2 separate regions of the Homo sapiens genome follow, and region 1 is linked to region 2. A link is a contact called in ENCODE Hi-C or POLR2A ChIA-PET data. All regions are on one chromosome and are shown on one strand. Each heading gives the region's core, a stretch centred on a gene start or an enhancer-like site at or near the end of the contact. The rest is flanking DNA. Distances are from core to core; before and after follow the strand shown. Region 1 overlaps USP24 (ubiquitin specific peptidase 24). Region 2 overlaps USP24 (ubiquitin specific peptidase 24).

What was found. Hi-C counts contacts between places; a loop is a spot of excess contacts on that map. ChIA-PET counts read pairs that join two places held with the same protein, here RNA polymerase II (POLR2A). Pooled maps may share reads with other maps.
Region 1: a loop to region 2 is called in a map of motor neuron, with 6 times the contacts of the local background. The contact joins two enhancer-like sites. A Hi-C loop is called at or near these places in 13 of 168 maps with a recorded cell type or tissue (CD8-positive, alpha-beta T cell, HepG2, IMR-90 and 9 more) and 14 of 50 pooled maps. POLR2A ChIA-PET finds 5 or more read pairs at or near these places in 4 of 52 experiments (OCI-LY7, PC-9, naive thymus-derived CD4-positive, alpha-beta T cell and 1 more).

Annotation. Positions count from the first base shown.
Region 1 is chr1:55,126,089-55,130,021 of GRCh38, reverse strand. USP24 (ubiquitin specific peptidase 24) reads left to right here. Exons shown (of 68, transcript NM_015306.3): 32 at 448-545. Among named protein-coding and RNA genes, the nearest start is that of USP24, 87 kb to the left of the region's middle. Within about 2 kb of position 1,386, at least 6 of the 41 ENCODE cell types and tissues checked have a DNase peak (open chromatin) inside an H3K27ac peak, as active enhancers do.
Region 2 is chr1:55,068,158-55,072,025 of GRCh38, reverse strand. It overlaps USP24 (ubiquitin specific peptidase 24), which reads left to right. Exons shown (of 68, transcript NM_015306.3): 67 at 102-212; 68 at 2,919-3,868. The coding sequence ends at 2,981. Among named protein-coding and RNA genes, the nearest start is that of PCSK9, 31 kb to the right of the region's middle. Within about 2 kb of position 1,510, at least 3 of the 41 ENCODE cell types and tissues checked have a DNase peak (open chromatin) inside an H3K27ac peak, as active enhancers do.

The sequences.
Region 1 (3,933 bases), core at 137-2,636, 58 kb before region 2:
AAGTAAAATACATATGCCTGATACATTGTAGATGTTCAATAAATAGGAGTTAGAGTTATTGTTGGGAAACTCATCTTGCATTTTTAATATATGGGCTGTTTTATAAAACTTTGGTGTATATCTTTCTAAAGAATATATCTAGCATATCACATGAAATTATCTGTTCTTATCTAAGCCTGAGGGTCTGAGACTTTCATGTTTGCCAGTTTCATGAAAAGAACACACCAGCTTTCTCTAGAACGGAAAGATTTTTCTTCCAAAGTAAATAGAATAGGGAAAATGTGATTATTTTATCGTGAAACATCAGCTTCTACATATTTCTGGGGGAAAAACAGTGTGCAACATTTAAAGAGATTCTAACTCAAGTTGTCTGAATGTTTTATTTAGTAAAGGAGTAATTTCTGCTGAAAATGTGTGGATGAATAATTGTGCTTATCTGTTCCCTAGGTTCTAAGCTCCAAACTCATGCCAACAGCTGATGATGACATGGCCAGAAGCTGTGCCAAATCCTTCTGTGAAAACTTCCTCAAAGCTGGCGGTTTGAGGTTAGAGTTTCAATGTAATGTTACATGAGTTGCCGAAAATGAATATAGTTATTTTAGTTAATTTCCCCTGCAAAGTCTTGCTTATTCCTACAAGGTATCATATGACTCATTGTGAGAGTTATTATAAGAAGGAATGATGTTTCAGTCCTTTAAAATATTTTAAATCATTTTATAACTTCTGATTATTTGAAAAACGTATGGAAGCATGTCTCTTTCCCCTCTGGTAGTGGGGGAAATTTTCAAGAAGAGTAGAAGCCAGGAGGCTGTATCTGTTTCTTTTGTGTCTCATGTCAGTTTGAAATAAGGTGAATTTTATCGCTGTAAATCCATATTGTGCAAGGTATTAGTGCTGGGGATGCAAAGATAAATTAGATATTATCTCTGCCTTTGAGAGGCAGCTGATGGTTTAACAAAGAATAACAAACAGCTAGGTAACTATATTATAAGTATTAAAACAGGGCAGGCATGGTGGTTCATGCCTGTAATCCCAACACTTTCAGGGGCTGAGGCAGGAGGATTGCTTGAGCCCAAGAGTTTGAGATCGTACGGGGCGACATAGTGAGACCTCATGTCTACTAAAAATAAAAATAAAAAAATAGTTGAGTGTGATGACATGCACTTGTAGTCCTAACTACTTGGGACACTGAGGTGGGAGGATCACTTGAGCCCGGGAGGTGGAAGTTGCAGTGAGCAGTAATAGCACCAGTGCACTCCACCCTGGCAACGGAACAAGATCCTGTCTCAAAAAAAAAAAAAAAAAAAAGGTATTAAAGCAGAGGCATATATAAAAAGTACTTGTGAGGAGGAGGGGTGAGAAAGTAGTGGTTACATTGGTTGAATTTGCTTAGGGTCATAAGGTTAGGAAATTATTCACAGAAAATGACTGTTGAGCTAGGAATTGGGAAATTATTTACCTAGAAATCCTCTAGGTAAATAAGGAGGGAAGGGGCACTCCAAGCTGGAATGGAAGGAAGGGTGAGTGAGAGCATGAAGACGCATCGCCTGTCTTGGGAACCTCAGTTGCCTGGTGTTCAAGCAAAGGATGAAGGAGAGAAACATGTCAAGAAGGGTCTCATTGGGGAATACGAGTGTTGTCTTGTAGTCCATGAAAAAACAGGCAGTTACTAAGCCGAGAATTACCTGAAACAATTACTCTGGCAGCAGTGAAGAGGATGAAGGGAAGTGGGAGAGACTGGAGGAAGGGTAGACTGAGAGCTGACAGTATCCAGAGAGGAGATGAAGGGCAGTGACAGAATGACATTTATGACTAGGTAGAGGGTGGGGACATTTATAAAATGGCCCTGTGGTTTCTAGCTTGGTAGAGTGGGGAAATGGTGAGTCATTAGTCAGTATGAGAAATAAACACAGAGAGATGGAACGAACAAAGGAAAGCAAGAGAAATAAGTTTGTTTGTATACAAGGTCCTTCTGAGTCATGTGAAGTAGATGGTATGGATTGGATAGGGTGCTTGTTAGAAAAGTGGAGAATGGCATGAGAGATTTGGGAGCGTGTGAGTAAAACCATGAGGACATAATCCAGCTGTCAGAGCTGAGTGGCAAGTGTAAGGCAGGAAGGTAGCGTCAGGGCATAGAGATCTCTCCTTTCAGATGAGTAAGAAAAAAGGGGTGATAGTAAATTGAAGACAGAAATAACTGAGGGTGGTCATCAGAGAAATGCAAATCAAAACCACAATGAGATACCATCTAACACCAGTTAGAATGGCAATTATTAAAAAGTCAGGAAACAACAGGTGCTGGAGAGGATGTGGAGAAATAGGAACACTTTTACACTGTTGGTGGGACTGTAAACTAGTTCAACCACTGTGGAAATCAGTGTGACGATTCCTCAGGGATCTAGAACTAGAAATACCATTTGACCCAGCCATCCCTTTACTGGGTATATACCCAAAGGACTATAAATCATGCTGCTATAAAGACACATGCACACGTATGTTTATTGCGGCACTATTCACAATAGCAAAGACTTGGAACCAATCCAAATGTCCAACAATGATAGACTGGATTAAGAAAATGTGGCACATATACACCATGGAATACTCTGCAGCCATAAAAAAGGATGAGTTCATGTCCTTTGTAGGGACATGGATGAAATTGGAAATCATCATTCTCAGTAAACTATTGCAAGGACAAAAAACCAAACACCGCATGTTCTCACCCATAGGTGGGAATTGAACAATGAGAACACATGGACACAGGAAGGGGAACATCACACTCTGGGGACTGTTGTGGGGTTGGGGGAGTGGGGAGGGATAGCATTAGGAGATATACCTAATGCTAAATGATGAGTTAATGGGTGCAGCACACCAGCATGGCACATATATACATATGTAACTAACCTGCACATTGTGCACATATACCCTAAAACTTAAAGTATAATAATTTAGAAAAAAAACTGAGGGGGAAGTTGGCTTTTCTGTTTTGATTTTAGCTTGTGGAAGACTCTTCATAGGTTAACTAAAAGGGACCAATGAAGGAGAAAAGAATAAAGATAAAAGAAAAATGGGTAAATGATGGGGTCAACTTGTACTGCAGTTGGAAGCAGCTTTTCTCTAGAAAGAAGTAGGCATACCATTTCCTCTGGGTGAGGTAGGCATGGACACCAGCTCAAAGCATGAGCAGAGGATGGTTGAAGGAATTCCTGAGGGGAGGTCTGGCACAGAGAAGCTGGGTAGGGACCTTGAGGAGGTCGAGGGGATGGGAAATAGGGAAATGATGGCAAAAAGGATTCCCAAGTACCGTAGAAGGTGTGGCACACATGTGTAGCTTTATTCTGTGTTCCACACTGTAGAGGTGTTTTTAGTACAAACTCCTTTCACATCACTCAGCCATTTACAGGGCTGTCAAAATAAAGACATTGAACATTTGGCTTATTTGTGTATGTCATTTAATTCATGTACCAGATATTGTTCTTAAGCAATGAGAACAGAGCAGTGAGTAGATTAGACCAAAATCCACATCCTCATGAAGCTTACAGTCTAGAGGGGGAGACAATTAACATAAGTAAAAGTATGTGTCAGATGGTGAGGAGAGCTGTAGAGAAAAATAAAGAAGGAAGCAGGGATTCGGGGGCTATGATTTTCAGTAGGGTGATCAGGAAAAGCTTCGCTGGGGTGACATCTAGCAAAGACCTGAAGGAGATAAGGGAGCGAGACCCAGGAGAAAGCTTTTCAGAGGAGCAGCCAGCGCACACCCATGCGTGGGGACCTGCCTGGTGCCGGCAGAGGCCACAGGAGGCCAGTGTGGTTGGGGCACCGTGAATGAGGCAGTGTTTCCCATTCTCAAATGAGACAGAGGTCTGGGACATGACATTGCAGAGATACCAGAGGTCAAGTTATGAAGGGTCTTACAGGCTACTGTGAAGACTCTGC
Region 2 (3,868 bases), core at 261-2,760:
CGGTCCCACTGAAGGTCAGATGAAAGGTAGTCTTCCCTGGCGGTTGCTGCTGCCACTGAATGGGCCCTAACTTTGTCGTCTTGTGTTTGAATCTTCTGCAGGACACGTTAGCGTATGCCACAGCTTTGTTGAATGAAAAAGAGCAATCAGGAAGCAGTAATGGGTCGGAGAGTAGTCCTGCCAATGAGAACGGAGACAGGCATCTACAGCAGGTATAACGGTCAGCATGTCCTTGTGTGCAAAGGGCAGCCTTGCTCTTAAGCTTTCCAAAAAGAATTTCCACAGCTGAGGGAAAACAAGATGCTTCCTCTGGAATGTGAGTCCAAAGAGTTACCAGCGCTGCCCTCTAGTGATCTCAGCTCAGCATATGCACTAACCGTGTGTTTACAGGGCTGAGTAGTGCTGCAGTGTGAAGTGAATGGAAGGCCTCGAGGTGTTTGTGGCTGGCCACCCTGATCAGCCTGCAGGTAGTCCCGATGAAGCCAGGGCACAGGGGGATTCGTTCCAGCTTGTTCACTTTATTCTGCCTTGCCAGGTTACTGAAAGTCCCTCGTTTGCTCTCACCAGCCTTCCTGGAAATGTGGACTCTTGAAAGAAAAGCTCCCGTGCTCTTGAAGTATACCTGCTTGCCAGGGGAGTCCAAGAAAATTTTGACATGTATTTTTAAAAAAAGAAAAAAAAACAGCTTTAATACCAATCATTATAGTAGAAAAAGAAAATAAATATGTATTGAACACCCACTGTGTGCAAACACTGAACTAAGTGTCAGTTAATCATTACGTCTTTCCAATAGTCTGTAACTTTCCTTAACAGCAGTCTCCTCTGTGGTCCCTTCACAGTACTTGGTACAGAATAGGCCCCATTAAATGAATGTTACTGATGTAGTAGGTGTCATTTTTTTTTAAGTGTTATCTTTCGGATCCTCATAAGCACTATGTGAGGCAGCTGTCACCCTGATTTTACAGAAAGGTAACTGCAGCCCAGCACAGTGATGTGACTTAGCCCAAGGTCACTCCACACATTACCTCATCACCTACTTCATTTGCAGAGAAAATAAAAGCTGTCACAGGAGAGCTCCTGCGGCCACTAATTCCCAAGCATCTGCACTGTTCTTGTCTCCTCTCCTGTGACAGTGGGAAGTTTGCCTCTGTCCACCCAAAGCCCCTAGCGCTCATCCCCGCCCACCTTGGCAGAGCTTTGCGTTCTAATGTGTATGTAACTCTTCAATATCCAGAACGCTCCACCCTGCCAGACCCTTCCCAGCGACGTCTCAGCACACTGGTTTCTCTTCTGCCCTGTCAAAGCCTCTCTTCTGCCCTGTCAAAGCCTCTCTTCTCCCTGTTGCCCCTGCCTTCTTTTCTCTTCTTTGCAGCCAAACTTCGACTAATTCTCTAAACTTAACTTTCCCCATTTTCTTATCTCTCACTCGCTCTTCAGCCTCTTCCCTGCTAACTCCCTCTTCTCTCCAACTCAGCAGTTGGGGTGACAGGTGGCCTGCAGCTTTCAGGCCTCATCTTAGCCGACTGCTCGGCAGCATCTAGCGCTCCTGGCGCTCTTCCCGTTTGAAACACTATTCCAGGGCTTTCCTGACACTTCTCTCTCGTAGTTTTCCTCAAACCCTTCTGGCTGTTCCTTCTCTGTCTCCTTCCTAGTACTGCCTCTTCTGGACCACCAGTAAAGGTTTGTGGAGTCTCTAACCTGTATCCTCCTGCCCTCACTCCATATTCTCTCCGCACCCACCTTGGATTTCTGAACATGAACATCCAGCTCTCTTGTTCTTGACGTTCTCCACTTGGCATACCTTAAAGACCTCAGACTCGATGTGCCCAGCCCCTCCTCCCTGCGCCCACCAAAGCTGGCCCTCCGTCAGTGTTCCTTATCTCACACACAGCACCCCCATGTCATCCCGGACAGCTCCCTTTGAAAGGGTGCTCGTCCCTCTCCTCCACCTGTCATCAGCCCCTCTCTGCCTACATCTGTAAGGATCCCCTCACCTCCACCCCTGCTTCTCTCTGGTTCATGCACTAAAACCTTTCAAAGGCTTTGTATGAGGAGAAAAGCCAGAATCCTCAACACAGTCCTGCTTGATCTAGCACCTGCGCACCTCCCCACCCCCATTTTCTGATTTTTTTTTTTTTTTTTTTTTTTTTTTTGAGATGGAGTGTTGCTCTGTCACCCAGGCTGGAGTGCAGTGGTGCAATCTCACCTCACTGCTACCTCCTTCTCCCAGGTTCCAGCGATTCTCCTTGCCTCAGCCTCCCAAGTAGCTGGGATTACAGGCATAAGCGACTGTGCCTGGCCCATTTTCTGAATTTTATTTATCAAATGTACTCTCTTCCTTCCACCTCAGGGCCCCCCTACTCACCCCCAACTCTCACTCAGCTTAGGTTGTCACTTTAGAGAGACTGTCCTTGCTCCTCCCCACCCCAGCTCCAACTAGATCAGCCCCATGGCACACGGTGAGTATTCAGAACGATTCGCCAAGTGTGTAAGCCAAAGGCCACACAGATGGTAACAGAGGTAGCCTTCAGACCCAGGAGTGACCCAGAGCCCATATTTGGCAGGTGCAGGGCAGGGAGGCTCACACAGTGCCCAACGTGAAGCGGGCACAATGGCCATCAATGCCTCTCCCAGCTTTATCACTGCTCTGCGTTCTCACATGGGTGCAGAGTAGCATTGTGACTTTAGACAAGTCGCTGGGTTGTTTCACTGACTAAATGAGATCATAGAAATGTACATGTTTTACATAATCATGAATTGTCAAATATTAGATGTAATAGTTATCACATTTTATTACCCTTTGATAAACATTGCATTAAGTTGCCAGATGAAGACATGTTTAAATTGCAGAACACAAGTCAGCATAGAAAACCTTTTCTCTAACCGTATGAACTTTAACTTCCTTTTCTTTTCTGCAGGGTTCAGAATCTCCCATGATGATTGGTGAGTTGAGAAGTGACCTTGATGATGTTGATCCCTAGAGGAACATGCCCAGCCTGAGAGGAGTCAAGACACAATACTGGATGCTCAGCACCTTCTTGGAATCAGAATCTCGAACCCTTTGGAAGAGCCTGGAGATTGGACTGGGAAAGCTGCTGTGACTTGGGCGGATCGTGTATTTCTCAAGGAAAGCATTTTTAAGCCACTAGAAGGTTTGGGAGCTGTTTGGCAGTGGGAGAACTCCGGCATGTGGATCAGCTGTCCCGGGAGCGTGGTCTATATGTGGATTCACATTTCTGTGGAGATTTTCGGAAATAGAGCCAGTGGCAGACTTTTTTGTTACACGAACATACAAGAGTGAGCATAAAGCTGTTGCTTTCTCTACGATGCTACAAAAGAAATTCCTTTGGTTTTTATATTTTAAGAAAAAGCAAGCTGCTTTTAGATATGTGGGGGCAAATTTTTAATCTTGCAGTAATATTAAACAGGAATATCCAATTTAAAATGATGTAAAGATGTAATAAAATTCCTTTTCATTGTAAAATAGTAATTAAGTCAATTTACACAGACCTTTGTATTTAATATGTCTCCCTATTTGTATAGAATTTCAGATGGGTCTAGATGAGAACCCTATGCATAAGCTTGGATCTTGATGAAAGGTTACCAGGATCAGGATCAAAAATTGGGAAATACTAAGCTCTTGAAGATATTTTTCTGATATAATTAGATTGAAAAGAGCAATTTTGAAAATGCTGTGTTCTCCAGAAGTACAGGGTGCATTATTTGACATCAATTACTTAAAGAAGTTATGAGTTGTTCCCCAAACAGATTTTAAAAACAGCAAAATAAAAGCACTTTAAGATATAATTTTACTGAGTTTAACTTCACAGAATTATCTTTTTAATGCTTGGAGACATATTGAATAAAC